3 separate regions of the Homo sapiens genome follow, and all the other regions are linked to region 1. A link is a loop called in an ENCODE intact Hi-C map of the cell type or tissue named here. Cell type or tissue: heart left ventricle. All regions are shown on one strand.

Region 1 (5,000 bases):
AGAGACCAGGGTGGACACTGCAGGACAAGAAGTGAAAGTCAGATGGAAGAAACGAGGCCCAATAAAGCAACAATCCTAATAGATTTGTTTTTCAGAAACCTGGATGCCCACCAGATGGAAAATGCCCATTGCTGTCATGTGGACCTCAGATAAGAGGGAACTGAGGACTGAACTCTGATCACTGCCCTGTGTTCTAAATTTCTTCCCGAGGTGCTTGGAGAAAGTGACACCTGCAGGCCATCAATTTGCTAAACTGGTCACTCTGACCTAGTGCATTAGGGCTTGCTCTGGTGACCTGACTGGCATAGCACCCCTGATGATTAATGGGTTTCCTGATCTTAACTAGCCTATATTAAGGCCAAATCTTAACATTCTTTTCTGCTGACCCCAAGTTTTTTAGACAAAGTCTTCCTTCCTCAACCAACTGCAAATCAAAGAATCTCTGAATCTACCTATGACCTGTAAGCCCCTGCTTCAAGATATCCCACCTTTTTGGGCTAAACCAATGTATAGCTTCCATATGTTTGTTTACACATTGGCCTGTGACTTCTCCTTTCCTGAAATGTACCCCTGCCTTTAAAAACCCTTGCTTGTAAGCCATCAGGGAGGTTGGGTCTTAAGCGTGAGCTCCCCATCCTCCTTGCCTGATGATGTCCTGCAATAAATGCCTCTTTCTCTCACTGCAAAAAAAGCCCCCAAAAACAACAAAAAACCTGTAGATTAGTGAATCGTATTGTATCAATGTTAACTCCTTTTATAGATCATTGTACTACAGTTATATATGATATTGACATTAAGGCAATCAGAGTGAAAATATACCATAACTCTGTAATATCATTGCAACTAAAATTATTCCAAAATACAAGAATTTGTAAAAGAATGCTTATTAAATAATGTCAATGTGCCAAAGACTGGGGAAATTATGGTAAATGCTAGATATGGCCTCTACCCTCAAGGAGTTACAACACATGTGGGTTCCCAAGCAATAAACAAGGAAACAAGCACATAAACAATACAATTCAAGCAGTGAAAAGTACAATGGAGAATACAAAATGGGGAGAAGAATTAGGCAGGGGTCCTAATTTAATGAGGGTGATTAGGAAAGGCCTCTGACATTACAGCTAAGGCCTGAAAGAACTCAGAAAGCAAACCACATAAATATCTGGGGAAAGAGTGCCCCAGGCAAAGCAAACAGCAGGTTCAGAGGCCCCTGGGATGAGAACAAGGTGGCATGTTTGAGAGGCAGCAAAAAGCCCAGTGTGGCTGGAGGGAAGCCAGTAAGCATGGAGGGTAAGAGCGGGGATTGAAAGGAAGGCAGAGGCAGAGCATACAGGGTTTTGCCGGCTCTGGCCAGGAGTTGGGACTTTATTTCCTATCCACGACCCCCTCCCTCAATCCCACCCCCCACAAATATCATTCAGTGTAATATGTATGGGACAGCATGGGGCAGGTACTTGTGAGTTCAAAACAGCTACAGCATTGTTTTGTGAACATGAAAATATTTTGAAAAGATAACTCAATTCTGCCAAGTCTTTTGTCTTTGCCTGGCTCAAATACATTCCTCACCAAGTGAATCCTTTTACCCTTTGCTAATTACCCCGTGACAATTAAAGTAGTTCTGCTTTGCAGCAATAGGATAGTAAATTCCAAAGTTATTTTGGACACCAAAACCAGGAGAGAAAGTCAGTTAACAGCCTTCCAGGTAAGCCAAGGTGTGTTTATATGTTGACTTTTAAATGTTATCATTGAGATAGACACAAAATGAACCCATTTTGTGTCTATCATTGAGATAGACACAAAATGGGCCCATAGAGGGCCCATGGAAATGCCCACAGATGCTAATGTAAAGGCCCAGTAATAGACACTTTATTTGCAATAGGCGCCTTATTTACAACATTCTGTATTGTGGCATTCATTACTCGCTGACCTCCATGCTTTCCAGAGCACCAAGTAGGTCCATGCAAGCAAAGTGAAACCAATTCTCCAGAAAGCCCTTGTAATTTCTCCTCCCCACCTCAATCGTCCTCCCTTGCCTGTGGGCCAAGACCAAGGAACCAACCTATTGCTGTTACAGTGATTCGCAACCCTGGCTTCACATTGATGTCATCTGGAGAGCCCTAATAAATACTGATGCTAGGCCCCAACGAAACAGATGATTGTTTCACTGGTCTGGAATGGCCCCCGACATGCGTGGTTTTTTATTTTTTTTATTTTTTTTGAGACGGAGTCTCCCTCTGTCGCCCAGGCTGGAGTGCAGTGGCGCAATCTCGGCTCACTGTAAGCTCTGCCTCCTGGGTTCTGGCCATTCTCCCGCCTCAGCCTTCTGAGTAGCTGGGACTACAGGCTCCTGCCACCACGCCCGGCTAATTTTTTGTATTTTTAGTAGAGACGGGGGTTTCACCGTGTTAGCCAGGATGGTCTCGATCTGCTGACCTCGTGATCCGCCCGCCTTGGCCTCCCAAAGTGCTGGGATTACAGGCGTGAGCCACCGCGCCCGGCAGACGTGCGTAATTTTAAAGCTCCCTCTGGTGGTTCTACTGAGAACCCTCTGTGCCAGAATGAGACCTGGCTGCTATTAGAGAATTAGCCACGAGGTGGCGCCAGAAGCTGACCAAAGAAGCGAGATGGGCCATCTCCCGGCTCCCAAACCCTGCAGTCTCCAGGAGGAGGCACAGTTCCCTGTTCTCAAATTAGGGGAGCAAACACTAGGCTCTGGCCACTCAGGTTTCTTTCACCTTAGGAGGGTGGCATGTCTGCCCACAGCCAAGTTTCCAGACTGCTCCTGCAGTCTGGAACGCAGACACAGCACATTCCCAAGCACCTATGAGCTGTCAACTAAGAAAAACCACAGGGTGACAGCACCCCCTTAGGCGCAGGAGCTCCTGGAACCCCAAAATTGGGCCCTTCCAGGGACAAGGACGGAGGCTTCAGTTCCATGGGTCCACACAAAAGGCATCTCCTCTTTTGGCACCCGAGAGAGAGACCCCTGAGGTTAGCACTCCCATTCTAAAAGGAGCAATTGGCTGGCACGGTGGCTCACACCTCTAACCCCAACACTTTGGGAGGCCAAGACGGGTGGATCACTTGAGGTCGAGAGCTGGAGACCAGCCTGGCCAACATGGCGAAACCCGGTCTCCACTAAAAATATAAAAATTAGCTGGGCATAGGCCAGGAGCAGTGGCTCATGCCTGTAATCCCAGCACTTTGGGAAGCCGAGGTGGGCGGATCACGAGGTCAGGAGTTCGAAACCAGCCTGGCCAACATAGTGAAATCCCATCTCTACTAAAAATACAAAAATTAACTGGGTGTGGTGGCACGTGCCTGTAGTCCCAGCTACTCGGGAGGCTGAGGTGGGAGAATCGCTTGAACCCGGGAGGCAGAGGTTGCAGTGAGCCGAGACCACGCCATTGCACTCCAGCCTGGGTGACAGAGTGAGACTCCGTCTCAAAAAAAAAAAAAATTAGCTGGGCATGGTGCCACGTGCCTGTGGAGGCAGGCTGAGGCAGGAGAATCGCTTGAATCAAGGAGGTGGAGGTTGCGGTGAGCCAATATCGTACTGCTGCACTCCAGCCTGGGCGACAGAGCGAGATTCTGTCTCAAATATAAAATTAAAAAATAAAAAGAGCAGTTGATTCTGTGTCTCTCCAAAACATCCTTTGAAGAACAACCCAGGCTATCCAATAGTGTCTCCTCCCCAGTTGGGAAAGGGGTCACTCTAGGAAGTCAGTTCTCCCTGAATTACTTTAACTTCCCAGGAATTACACATGGAGGGCTGCAAACCTTTTTAAATGTGGTTCAAAATTTTGTGTGTGTGTTTTTCCCCCAAGAAGAGAATCTGTAGCTTTCACTAAAAGGATTAATAATGCAAAAGATGAAGAACTGTCGGAACAGATGGACTTTAATGAAGAAATTTAAAATATTGTCCTTGGGATCCAGTTCAGTTGTTCTGGAATAAATGCACTCACTTTGCTCAAACCCCTGCTACTGATCCTACTCAAGGGAAAACATTACCAGCTCCTTCTCTTGATGCTTCAAAGACTTGGCTGACCCGCAGGCTCCTTCCGAACATCTTTGGTCACCTGCAGGCTCTGGGAATGACAGAGCTCACCTTGCTCAGGGGACTTCTTTCTTTGGGGGATGTCAGAAAAGAGGTTGCTGCTGAAAATTCCTTGACCTAATCTTTACTGCTTCAGGTACCTACACCCACTCTGGGAGGGGCCACAGGCCCAGGAGGGGCACATCCATGGATCATGTAAACCAAGCAGTGTAGGGGCCTCTGCTGACCAGTGGGAAGGCGAAGGAATGGGTCTGGGGCTAGAGAAGGCCAGCCCTGATGGCCAACGTCCTAGCAGAATATAAGGTGCTTATCCAATGGTCCCAGGACCAGCTGCTCAGGGAGCCCTGGACATCAGCGCTGTGAGTGGCATGGGACTCTGTAATGCCCCCTCCCCACTCCAGTGGGGATGGGAAAGATGGTGGGACCGAGCTGGTGGGCCTCATTTCACCAGACTCAAACTCAGAGAAACGCAGGCCTTGCCTAACATCACACAGCAAGGGGCCTTGGAGCCATGCCTGGGACTTGGGCCTCCTGCCTTCCACACAGGGCGCTTTGCATGGCCCCATGAGGAGCCCCCAGCTCCAGGCATCCCTGTTGGTGAGTGGCTCCCTGGGAGCAGGGCCCACCCAGGGTGGGCTGGCCAGTCAGTCCTCCAGAGTAAGGCGCCATCCTGGCCACCACCCCACACTCCCTGGCTGGCCTGGCCACCCTCGAAGCTCCTGAGGTGACCCATTTCCCTCACTCTCCTCTGCAGCTTCAAAACAAATCAAAATGCAGACCAACATCCTTTGTTTGTTTTGGGGGATCAGAGAAAGGGGAAAGCAGCTCTGTGGGTTTGCACTTGAAAACAAAACTGCTCTGAGCTGCCCGAGCAGAAACCAAACCAAAGGTGAACTTGGAGGCCAGAACCCCTTGTGGCAATGCTCTCAGAATGAGTCAAGGG
Region 2 (5,000 bases), 250 kb after region 1:
GTGGGAATTCAAGATGAGATTTGTGTGGGGACACAGCCAAACCCTATCAGTAAGGCTGAAGAAACAGCAAAATGATAAAGTGGAAACATTTAGCAAACATATAGAGACTGTAGCTTCAGGTAAATGTCTGTGGAAGAACTACAAATTTTGGAGAAATACCCTCAGAGGTGGTAGCCAAGCTATAAGAGTAACATACTTCTCTCAAGGAACAGGGAAGAGTGGAGGCCTTAAGAACTGCCAGGGAAACAGGTAGGAAGAAAAATTATCAGTAGAACAGAAAAGCACTTAGAATTAAGAAGAAAATGATGACATGTGACAAAAAAGAAGGCGCGCTTTGAGGAGGAAAAGATGATTCATAGTGTGAAATGTGACACAAAGATCAGGAAAAATAAGGATTTTTTAAAAGTCACTGAATTTGACAATTAGGTGATAACTGGTGCCCATCAAAAGCAAGTTTTTATTACTCTGGTGAAAACAGAACCCTGACTCAATTATTTAATGGATCGAATTTTAATTTTATTCTTCAAGGGGTGTTAAACACAAGAGAGTGTTCCCTATCCTTGTGACTCTATTCTGTGTTCCTTCTTCCAAAGGAAAGGTAATGAGTGCCACACAGCAGCAACCCACTGAGCAACCAGTTGTATCCCCTTTCACTTATGACAACTTCACGTGGTCAAAGGACTTAGAGCCAAGACTCCCAATCATCACATGGATGCTACCCAACAGATTTCAAGACCTAGCCAATTGATTGCCAATTCAGCTGCCCCTGCCACTGCCATTGCCATAACCTACTTGTTTGCATGAGTTTTGGTGGCTATGGAGAACCAAATAGGAGCAATCCTATCAGCAGAGGCATATTTATTGAAAGCCAATGTAGTCCCTCACTTGCACAGGCTGCACCCAAAGCCATGGAAACAGCCCTTCTAATTTTGCCTTTGAAATTTTGTGTTTCCTCCTCAAAAAGAGCCCTCATTTAAAAGTATCAGCTTCCATAAAACCTGGATCTGCCTAAATTAACCAGTAACTCATCTTCTCGACACCTTACCACAGCTATGTTTGTAACTTTACTTTTTTTTTTTTTTTTGAAATGGCGTTTCACCCTTGTTGCCCAGGCTAGAGTGCAATGGTGCAATCTCAGCTCACCACAACCTCTGCCTCCCAGGTTCAAGTGATTCTCCTGCCTCAGCCTCCCGAGTAGCTGGGATTACAGACATGTGCCACCACACCCAGCTAATTTTGTATTTTTAGTACAGATGGGGTTTCTCCATGTTGGTCAGGGTGGTCTCGAACTCCTGACCTCAGGTGATCTGCCCGCCTTGGCCTCCCAAAGTGCTGGGATTATAGGCATGAGCCACCAAGCCTGGCCTGTAACTTTACTTTTAAAACTCCACTAACACTCAAAAACTCTGAGAAAATCCAATGTAACCCCAAATGATAAAAGTTGGAAAGTGTTGAGCTAAACTTGCTTTTCTCAGGGTGGAAAAGAATTACAGTACTAGTATCTCTTTTTTGACATGGTACAACTCTAACTGGGTCTCCAGAGATTAATTTTCTTCCAAACCACAATAGCGGACACATTATACAGCTCTCTTTTAAAACTGTAAATGCCATGTTTTTTCTTGTATTTAATGAAACACTTTATGCCTGCAGAACAGATAACTCATGCCAACTTTATGTCTAAATAAATGGTGACCAGTGCACAGATACCCTAGGAGTTTCACAGGCAGTATGCAACAAGAGTAGAGGACACTTTCAGACCTAATTTATTCCCAAAGGGAATTAAGTCAGGATAAACTCAGATAACTCGCATAACAAAACTTAAAGACCATAATTCTTCATCCTTGAAGAAGACACAGAGACCCAGTGAACTACTAAATTTCATCACTACAAACCCACTGTGTCCTGTGTGTGTTAAACCTTGAGTCCTCACAATATCTCTAGGATAAGCTATTTTGTCCCCATTATCCAGCTGGGAAAACTGAGGCAGCAAAGCACCAAACAGGTTTCCAATGAAGAGGTGATAAAAGCATCTGCCTTCTAACTCAGGTAATCTGATACTAATCTGGACTCTCATAATATGTGACTTTAAATAAAAATGGAATGTTTGTTCAATAAACTTTTTTTTTTTTTAAAGAACCAGCCTGGCCAATATAGTGAGGCCCTGTCTGTATGAAAAATTTAAAAATGAGCCCAGCATGGTGGTGAACACCTGTACTCCCAACTATTCAGGAGGCTGAGGCAAGAGGATTGCTTGAGCCCAGGAATTTGAGGCTGCAGTAAGTTATGATCATGTTACTGTAGTTCAGCCTAGACAGCAGAGCAAGACCCTGTCTCATAAAAAAAAAAAAAAAAAAAAAGGAAAGAAAAAGAAAAGAAAAAATCCCCAGGAGTTTGCAGGTACACTTTCAATAAATATTCTGATACCATCACATTTTCTGTTTGAAGAATAGAGAGAAATTAAAGAAACCAATTTTCCAAACTCAACAACAATCCAAGGAATCCAACAATATTGATGGCAGAATTATTATATAATAAATCCTGTTGTTAAAGTAATTTCATGAGGCATCAGATGCTTTTAACATTATAATAATACTGTTCAATGTAATAATGAGTAGCCACAAAGAAATTACTCAGAGATGCCCAAGAGTAAATGTTGCCTGAAATGTGTATAATCTAGGTCTTGGTTTGAAATGTCCTGAGACTTTGGAGGAAACCAAATTCCTAGCTTGCACTTTTGTTGCATTTCTCATCTAGGGGATTTAGACCAAAAAGCACAGCTGTATTAGCACCCCATCTTCATACATTAGTTCGTCCAACAGGAGACCAAATGGCTTGTCCTCTGTTAGGGTCAGAGGGTGACTCCAGCTCTTGAAAATGCTGGACTGTGGGCTCCCTCTGGAGGAGACTATGATAATCTGACTTCGAAGAGAATTTCAGGATCATCCTCACTCTCTTGAGCAAGAGGGGCATACAGACCATGTAACAGCTACTGGAAACAATCAATACAAAGTACTGTTATCCAGAAAATGAAATTAATACTAACATGATACACAGTGCATATTCTACCCCACCGGTAAAATTATATTTCATTCTTCTGTTTTTTTTCCTCAAGTGACTTACTATGTGGAGTGCTTAATAAATCCATTCATTCGTCACAGAGCAAATGTTAATGTGTGCCAATATATGTTATGCATTGTTCTAAGCATGGAGAATACAGCAGTGAACAAGACGTTAAAACTTTGCCTTGGCCAGGCGCAGTGGCTCACACCCGTAATCCCAGCACTTTGGGAGGCTGAGGCAGGCAAATCACAAGGTCAAGAAATCAAGACCCTCCTGGCCAACATGGTGAAACCCCATCTCTACTAAAAATACAAAAATTAGCTGGGCATGGTGGCACATGCCTGTAATCCCAGGTACTCGGGAGACTGAGGCAGGAGAATCTCTTGAACCAGGGAGTCGGGAAGTTGCAGTGAGCCGAGATTGCGCCACTGTACTACAGACTGGTGACAGAGTGAGACTCTGTCTCAAAAAAAAAAAAAAAAAAAAAAAAAGGGTTTGTCTTGAACTGGAAGGAGGTGAAGAAAGAAATCGTGTAGATGCATGAGGAAAGAGATTTTCTAGGCAAAGGAAACAGCAAGAGCAAAGTTTCTAAGGCAGAAGCATAACCATTGTGCTGCAGGAATTGCAAAGGGGCCAGTGGGCCTGGAACAGAATGAGCAATAGGGAGGAAAATAATCAATGGTGTCAAAGAAGGGGAGAGGCATACTGTGTAGGGCTGTGTAAGTTATTGTGATGTCTGTGGCTTTTACTCTGAGTGAAGTGGGAAGCCATGAGGGTTTTGGGCAGAGCAATGACATCATCTGATTTAAGTTTTTTTTTTTAATTTTTTTGTAGAGATGGGGTCTTGCTATATTGCCCAGGCTGATCTCAAACTCCTGGCCTCAAGGGATCCTCTTACCTCAGCCTCCCAAAGTGTTGGGATTATAAGTGTGAGCCACCACACACAATCTGACTTAAGTTTTATTAAGAACACCCAGGCAGTGCATTGAAACTGAAGAAACTGAAGAACAAGAAACTGAAGGTTGAACAGAGGTGAAGGCAGGAGATCAGTTAGGAGACTTCTACAAAATCCAGACAAGAGATGTTGTGAATAGCAGTGAAGGGGTATAAGGTGGTCAAATCCTGGAAATATTTTGAAAATAGAGCTGAAAGGATGATGTAGGGTATAAGAAAAAGAGAGGAGTTGAGGATTACTCCAAGATTTTTCTCTTGAGCAATTAGAAGAATGGAGTTACCCTTAACTAACATGCAGAAAACACTCAAGGAAGCATATGGAGTGAGGAAGAGATCAGGACTTTAATTTTGGATATGTTAAGTTTGAGATACCTATTATATATTTTAATATAGCTGTTGAATGGGTAATTGGAAATCTGAGTTTGGAGTTTGTGGGTGAAGTCCAGGCTGGAAGGAGAGATTTCAGAATCATCAGCATATAAATGGTATTCAAGGTTATGTGTCTGGATAAAATTACCTGGGGAGTATAGACAAAAAAGAGAAGAGGTCTAAGAAGTGAACCCAAATGTGTGAACTACGAAACATCATATCTCTTGCTTTCCCATTGTTTACAGATTCATCAAACTATTATTAAGAGAAACTAACCAGGCTGGGGACAGTGGCTTACGCCTGTAATCCCAGCACTCTGGGAGGCTGAGGCAGGCAGATAGATCACCTGAGGTCAGGAGTTCGAGACGAGCCTGGCCAATATGGTGAAACCTCGTCTCTACTAAAAATACAAAAGTAGCTGGGCATGGTGGCGTACACCTGTAATCTCAGCTACTTGGGAGGCTGAGACAGGAGAATCGCTTGAACCTGGGAGGCAGAGGTTGCAGTGAGCCAAGATCATGCCATTGCACTCCAGCCTGGGTGACAGAGCAAGACTCCATCTCAAAAAAAAAAAAAAGGAACTCTTTAACTGAGCTTCTAGTGATAGCCATGTTGGA
Region 3 (5,000 bases), 100 kb after region 1:
TCCAGGGTGTGCTGGGGTAGGCCTGGGTCCTCAGGCCATGCCCTGCTTTAGGGGGCTGGAGGCTATAAGCAACCTCCCAGACAAGCCAAACCTGAGATGAGGAGGCCAATAAGGGTTTTCTGGACAGGGGAGACGCACCTCCAGGAATTGAGTGCCCAGAAAGACCAAGAGGCTTTCTAGGGGGTGGGACTGCTTGGGCAAAGTCTTGGGGGCTAGTGGGCGGGGTACTGGACACTGTGACTTGAGTGGTACCCCCTTCGCTGAGGCCTGTGGTTTTGGCCACCACTTTTCTTTGACAGCTGGGCTTCCTGTATACCCTCATCCCAGTGTCTTCCTCCCTCAGGACTCGCCACACTCACCCACCCTCCTTCTCATTTTTCAGCACAAGGCCAATCAGCCCCCCCACGGTGTCCCCCAACTCTCTCTCTACGAACATTTCAACAGCCCACATCCCACCCCTGCACCTGCGGACATCAGCCAGAAGCAAGGTACAAGCCTGGGATGGGGAGGGGCCCAGTGAAACCAGAGCCTAAGGGCCAAGACCCCAGCTTCTGAGACCAGGTAGCTGGGTCCATTTTATAACTGGAGAACCTGGGGCTGTGCAAACTAAGGGCCCAAAGAAAATACCAGAAAGATGGACTGGGGGTATAAGGGCATCAGAAAACTGGAAAAGGTGGTGCTAGGTCAAAATGTGAAGGCTTCAGGTTGAAGCCTAAATCCCATGGGTGACCCCGCTGCCAGTATGGCAGCATTGCTGAGAACTGTAAAACTGTAGCCTTTCCTCCTCTCAGTGAGAAAATGGAAAGTGGTGGTTGTGATGGCTGATTCACCTCAGCCTCAGGCAAAGTCATTCTGAAATCCCTCATTGTCAGCTGTGGGAAACCTGCTGACTCAACCCTGGGGGGCAGGTGGAGCCTTGGCTCCCCAGGCTGGGCTCCCCTAGACCAGGGGCCTGCCTCCTGCCCAGAAAGCTAGGCTGGAGTCCCCCGAGCAGAGATGCCCCAATGCCTCCATGCCTGAGTGACTTCAGCTCTGCCTACTGGCCCCCTAATGTCTTAGGCAAGTCACCCCAGCCCTCTGCCCTGGGTTCCCTTGTCTGTCAAAGGGGCACTATTATCACACTGGGATCCTCCTGAATAAACTAGTTTATGTCTGGTCCTCTAGCAAAGCTGGTGGGATCTTAAGGCCCCTGTAGGAGGTTCTAGGATGCAGTAACTGCTGATATGGCCTGCCAGGTCAGGCTAGCCCACTCACTCAGCTTCTCTCCTCTGCAGTTCACAGGCCTCTGCAGACCCCTGACCTCTCTGGCTTCTACTCCCTGACCTCAGGCAGCATGGGGCAGCTCCCCCACACTGTGAGCTGGTGAGTGTGGGCCCAATGGGAAAGGGGTACCGTGTGCTGGTCAGACCAAGACCTGCCTGCCCTTCCATTTCCTCCTCCATCCCTCTTGGCTGGCCACCCTGCTGCCAGCTCTGTTTAGATGCCAGGGGCTGGCCAGCAACTCTGTCCTAACCTGGCTCTGAGCTAGGGGTCCTCATGTACCCCGGCCTGCATTCCCCAGGGAGCCTGACATACTCCCTTTGGAGAGGCAGGAGAGCTGGTCCCTGGTCCCAGCCCTGTCTCCCTCAGTGTCCAAGAGATCCCCTTAGATGGGAGAACTCTGGGCTGCTAAGGGACCTCCAGGGCCATATGAGTAACTGAGGAAGAAAGGTGGGCCCGAGCAGGGAGGGGACAGCATGAGTGGCTACCAGAGAGGCTGCTGCTTCTCAGCTCACTGGCCTCAGTGCCTACTGCTTTTGGTCCTTTCCTTGGCTGAGCTGCTTGAGGGGCAGTGTCCCTCCCTGCCCCTGTGGTGCCTGCTTAAGCCCAAGCCTCTGACCAGCCTGCTTGGAGATTCTTAAGGCTGGACCAGGAAAAGGAAGCCTGGCCCCCTAAGCCAGTAGGCCTGACTATGGGCCAAAGGGCCTGTCCTCAGCTGGAGTTGGGCCTTGGCAGGCTACTTGGCCCTTTACTCATCAACGATAGTTTGAGCTGCGCAGGTCTCTAGCCTATTTCAGAGAGCTGGGCTGTGGCAGTCACCCAACAGCAGGAAAACTTGGCTCCCCAAGGAGATCGGGCAGGCCAGAGGCCCAACCTGTGGCCCACTTGCCCTTTACCCATGGTCAGCACCCTCCTCCGTTCCAGCTTCTCCTTGGACAATCCATTCTGAATACAAATTAAGACTACTCCCATGAATACCCCTAGGATCAAAGCGTGGCAAGATGCTCAAGAGCCCAGCCTTACTGGACTAGACCAGGGTTCCGTGGATGCAAATCTGTAGGCCAGCCTTTCAAAAGCATCCCCTAGGCCAGCAGTGCTGAAGACCAAGAGAGTTGAGCCTACAGCAGATTTTACCCACCAAGGCTGTAAGGAGGGGACTTCAGGCAGCCCTGTGCTCTCGGCTTCCACCCGGTGGCACTTGGCTGTGAGGAAAGAAGTAGGGGTATTTAAGCCATCTCTCCACTGAGCCCTATTGTGTGCCGGGCAGGGTTCTGGGCACCAGGGAAGTCGGCACTGCTGAAGCCAACTGATCGTTAGGTCCCTGCCCTCTCAGAACTCAGTCTACCTCGTGGGCAACCCAGGCAAAAAACCAGACAGTTACAGGGCACTGTTGGTAGTGCTCTAGTTAGGGACTGTAGGAGCCCAGAGAGGTACCTCATCCAGCTTGGAATCTCAGGGATTTGAGGAGGAAGGGTCACTTAGCTAAGGAAGACCTGAAGGATGACCAGGAATTGAAGCAGGCAAAGTGGTGCAAAACAATCCAGTGTTAACAGTGGCTGCAATGGCCCCAGGACAGATATCAGCCCTATACCGTCAAAGAAACAGAAGCAGGCTGGAGGGGCCCAGGGGCCTGCTAAGCTGGGTCCCAGGAGAAGGATACCATTTCCATCCCTCAAGCACCCATACAAGTTTATAGAGGGAAACCGCACAAGCTGCCCTCTGGTGGCAGATGCTTGAAATTCCAGCAGAGGCCCATCTGTCTCACAGGATGGGTCAAGGCCTGCCTAGCAAGGTAGGGAAGTCTTTCCTCGTGTCTGGCCAGCAGCCAGACTGCTAACAGCTATCTCTCCCAACCACAGGCCCAGCCCTCCTCTCTACCCCCTGTCCCCTTCCTGCGGATATAGACAGCACTTCCCTGCCCCCACTGCAGCCCCTGGCGCCCCCTACCCCAGGTGAGTCCCCTACACTGCAGCTAGGCTCCTGCTTCCTGTTGCCCAGGCTTCAGAGCCCACACAAGGCCATGCCCAGGCCAGTGCTTGCCCTGTGTTAGTCGTTTGTCCATCTGTCCGTCTGTCATTTTGCAGCCCCCTGCTGTCCTGTGCCTGAGAATGAAGCTAGTGCAAGTGCCAAGAGGCCTCAGCCTGGGCCACACCGTGCAGCAGAGCACCACAGAGGCCAGGACAGTACAGGCATATGTGGCTCAGCCCGTGTGCAGATGTGTGTGCACTCACCTCTGTTCTTCATCCCTACTTAGAAGGACTCTCCTGGGCATCCCCTGAGCTTTGCCCAAGCTGAGACAGCACCTTTTACCTAAGTCCCCAACCTCTGACCCTTAGGGGCTGCTGGCTCAGGGATAATACCTGTGCAAGCAGTAAGGGGCAGAATGGTCTCCACAGAATAGCAAGAAAGTGAAGTGGGAGGTGTGTGTACATGGATCCCTTCACTTAGGTCACTCCTTCAGTGACAGACTCAGTGCAAATATGCAATGGCAGGGGATTCCACAGACATTTGCTGCCCACTGGAGCTCACAGCCCAGTATAGCAAGTGTAGACATGGCACCGGCAGCTTAATGGGCCAGCTGAGTGATGGGGAAGCCCCAAGGAGACCTCACCAGGCCTGATGGGTCAGGGAGAGCTTCGCGGAAAGAGTAATAGATCTTTTGCGAGAAGAAAACAAGGGAACAGCCATAACTGGGGCTGCCGGGGAACGGAGAGGGACAGGAAGCAGAGGAGAAGAGAAGGGGCTAGCAACAGCAGCAGGATGCTCATGCAGGGCTGTGCAGGCCCTTGGGAGCAGCCTGGGTTCTATTCTTTGGACGCTGGGGGAATTTCAGCCGAAGCAGGCCAGGAACATTCAGGTGTCTCTAATGGTTACTCTGGCTATTGTGTGGAGAGAGGCCTGGAAGGGTCAAGCAGGAGAGGGATGAGGCCTCACAGGGCAGCCACAGGCTCCTGAGGCTGGGTTGGTAGGGGAAGGACGTGAGAAGGGGACAGATTCAAAAGCTACTTGGGACCTATGTAGTAACCATCTGAATGGCAATCTATGTAGATTTTTGCAGTGTGTCTGTGTAGTGTGCTGGGAGCAGGTATTTGTATTTATCTCTGTGTACTTATGTCTAGGCCAGTAGGATAGAGTATCTATCTGTTCACCTGTGTCCTCAAGTTATGTATTATGCAGGGGCCTCTGTGTGTGTCCAAAGGTCTGGCCCATAATTCTTGGCTCAGTGTTAACTTTCTTCCTGCCTCCAGGTTCACCCACCCATCCTTGATGCTAGGTTCTGGTGTACCTGGTCACCCAGCAGCCATCCCCCACCCGGCCATTGTGCCCCCCTCAGGGAAGCAGGAGCTGCAGCCCTTCGACCGCAACCTGTGAGTGAAAAGACAATGATGGCAGGGGGTGTGTCAGTCAGGATACACATGCCTCCCCACCAGGCCTGAGGACTGCCACGAGGTCCCTGCCTAAGCTGTTTCGTGCCTCTGGCTATGTTTTTGATCCTCAGAAGTAGGAGGGGGTGGGTGGGATGGGGAACAAGGATTTTTCTGAGCCAACAGAGGAGGGGCTCAGAAGTCCTTAACACATGCTTTTCCCACTTGTCTGTAGTGTTCCTATAAGGAACAGTTACTTAGCTGTCTGCTCACCCATTTGGGGGCAGCTAGGAAAGATTCCACTTAGAAAACTCTGGTATCATACACTTAGGCACACTCTAGGCCCACGCTAGAGGAGGAGGCTGCAATTAGGTG

What was found. Peaks named below come from ENCODE experiments on the same cell type or tissue, not always from the same donor. Only the 100,000 strongest peaks of a DNase experiment are listed, where the experiment ranks them.
Region 2: it touches region 1 in a loop (2.7-fold over the local background); 31 of 110 quality-filtered maps call a loop at or near these places.
Region 3: a loop joins it to region 1, with 14 times the contacts of the local background. A loop is called at or near these places in 102 of 110 quality-filtered maps.

What each region holds. Positions count from the first base shown.
Region 1 is chr5:134,037,129-134,042,128 of GRCh38, forward strand. It overlaps a transcript of VDAC1 not described here. Among named protein-coding and RNA genes, the nearest start is that of VDAC1, 35 kb to the left of the region's middle. In heart left ventricle, no CTCF peak of the experiment used is centred here; a DNase peak (open chromatin) is centred at 2,593.
Region 2 is chr5:134,286,828-134,291,827 of GRCh38, forward strand. It overlaps a transcript of CDKL3 not described here. Among named protein-coding and RNA genes, the nearest start is that of PPP2CA-DT, 63 kb to the left of the region's middle. In heart left ventricle, a CTCF peak has its summit at 2,902 (motif pointing left); no DNase peak of the experiment used is centred here.
Region 3 is chr5:134,137,677-134,142,676 of GRCh38, forward strand. It overlaps TCF7 (transcription factor 7), which reads left to right. Exons shown (of 10, transcript NM_003202.5): 4 at 383-488; 5 at 1,275-1,362; 6 at 4,509-4,628. Among named protein-coding and RNA genes, the nearest start is that of TCF7, 25 kb to the left of the region's middle. RefSeq lists enhancers at 565-634, 645-814, 985-1,094, 1,686-2,663. In heart left ventricle, a CTCF peak has its summit at 2,995 (motif pointing left); no DNase peak of the experiment used is centred here.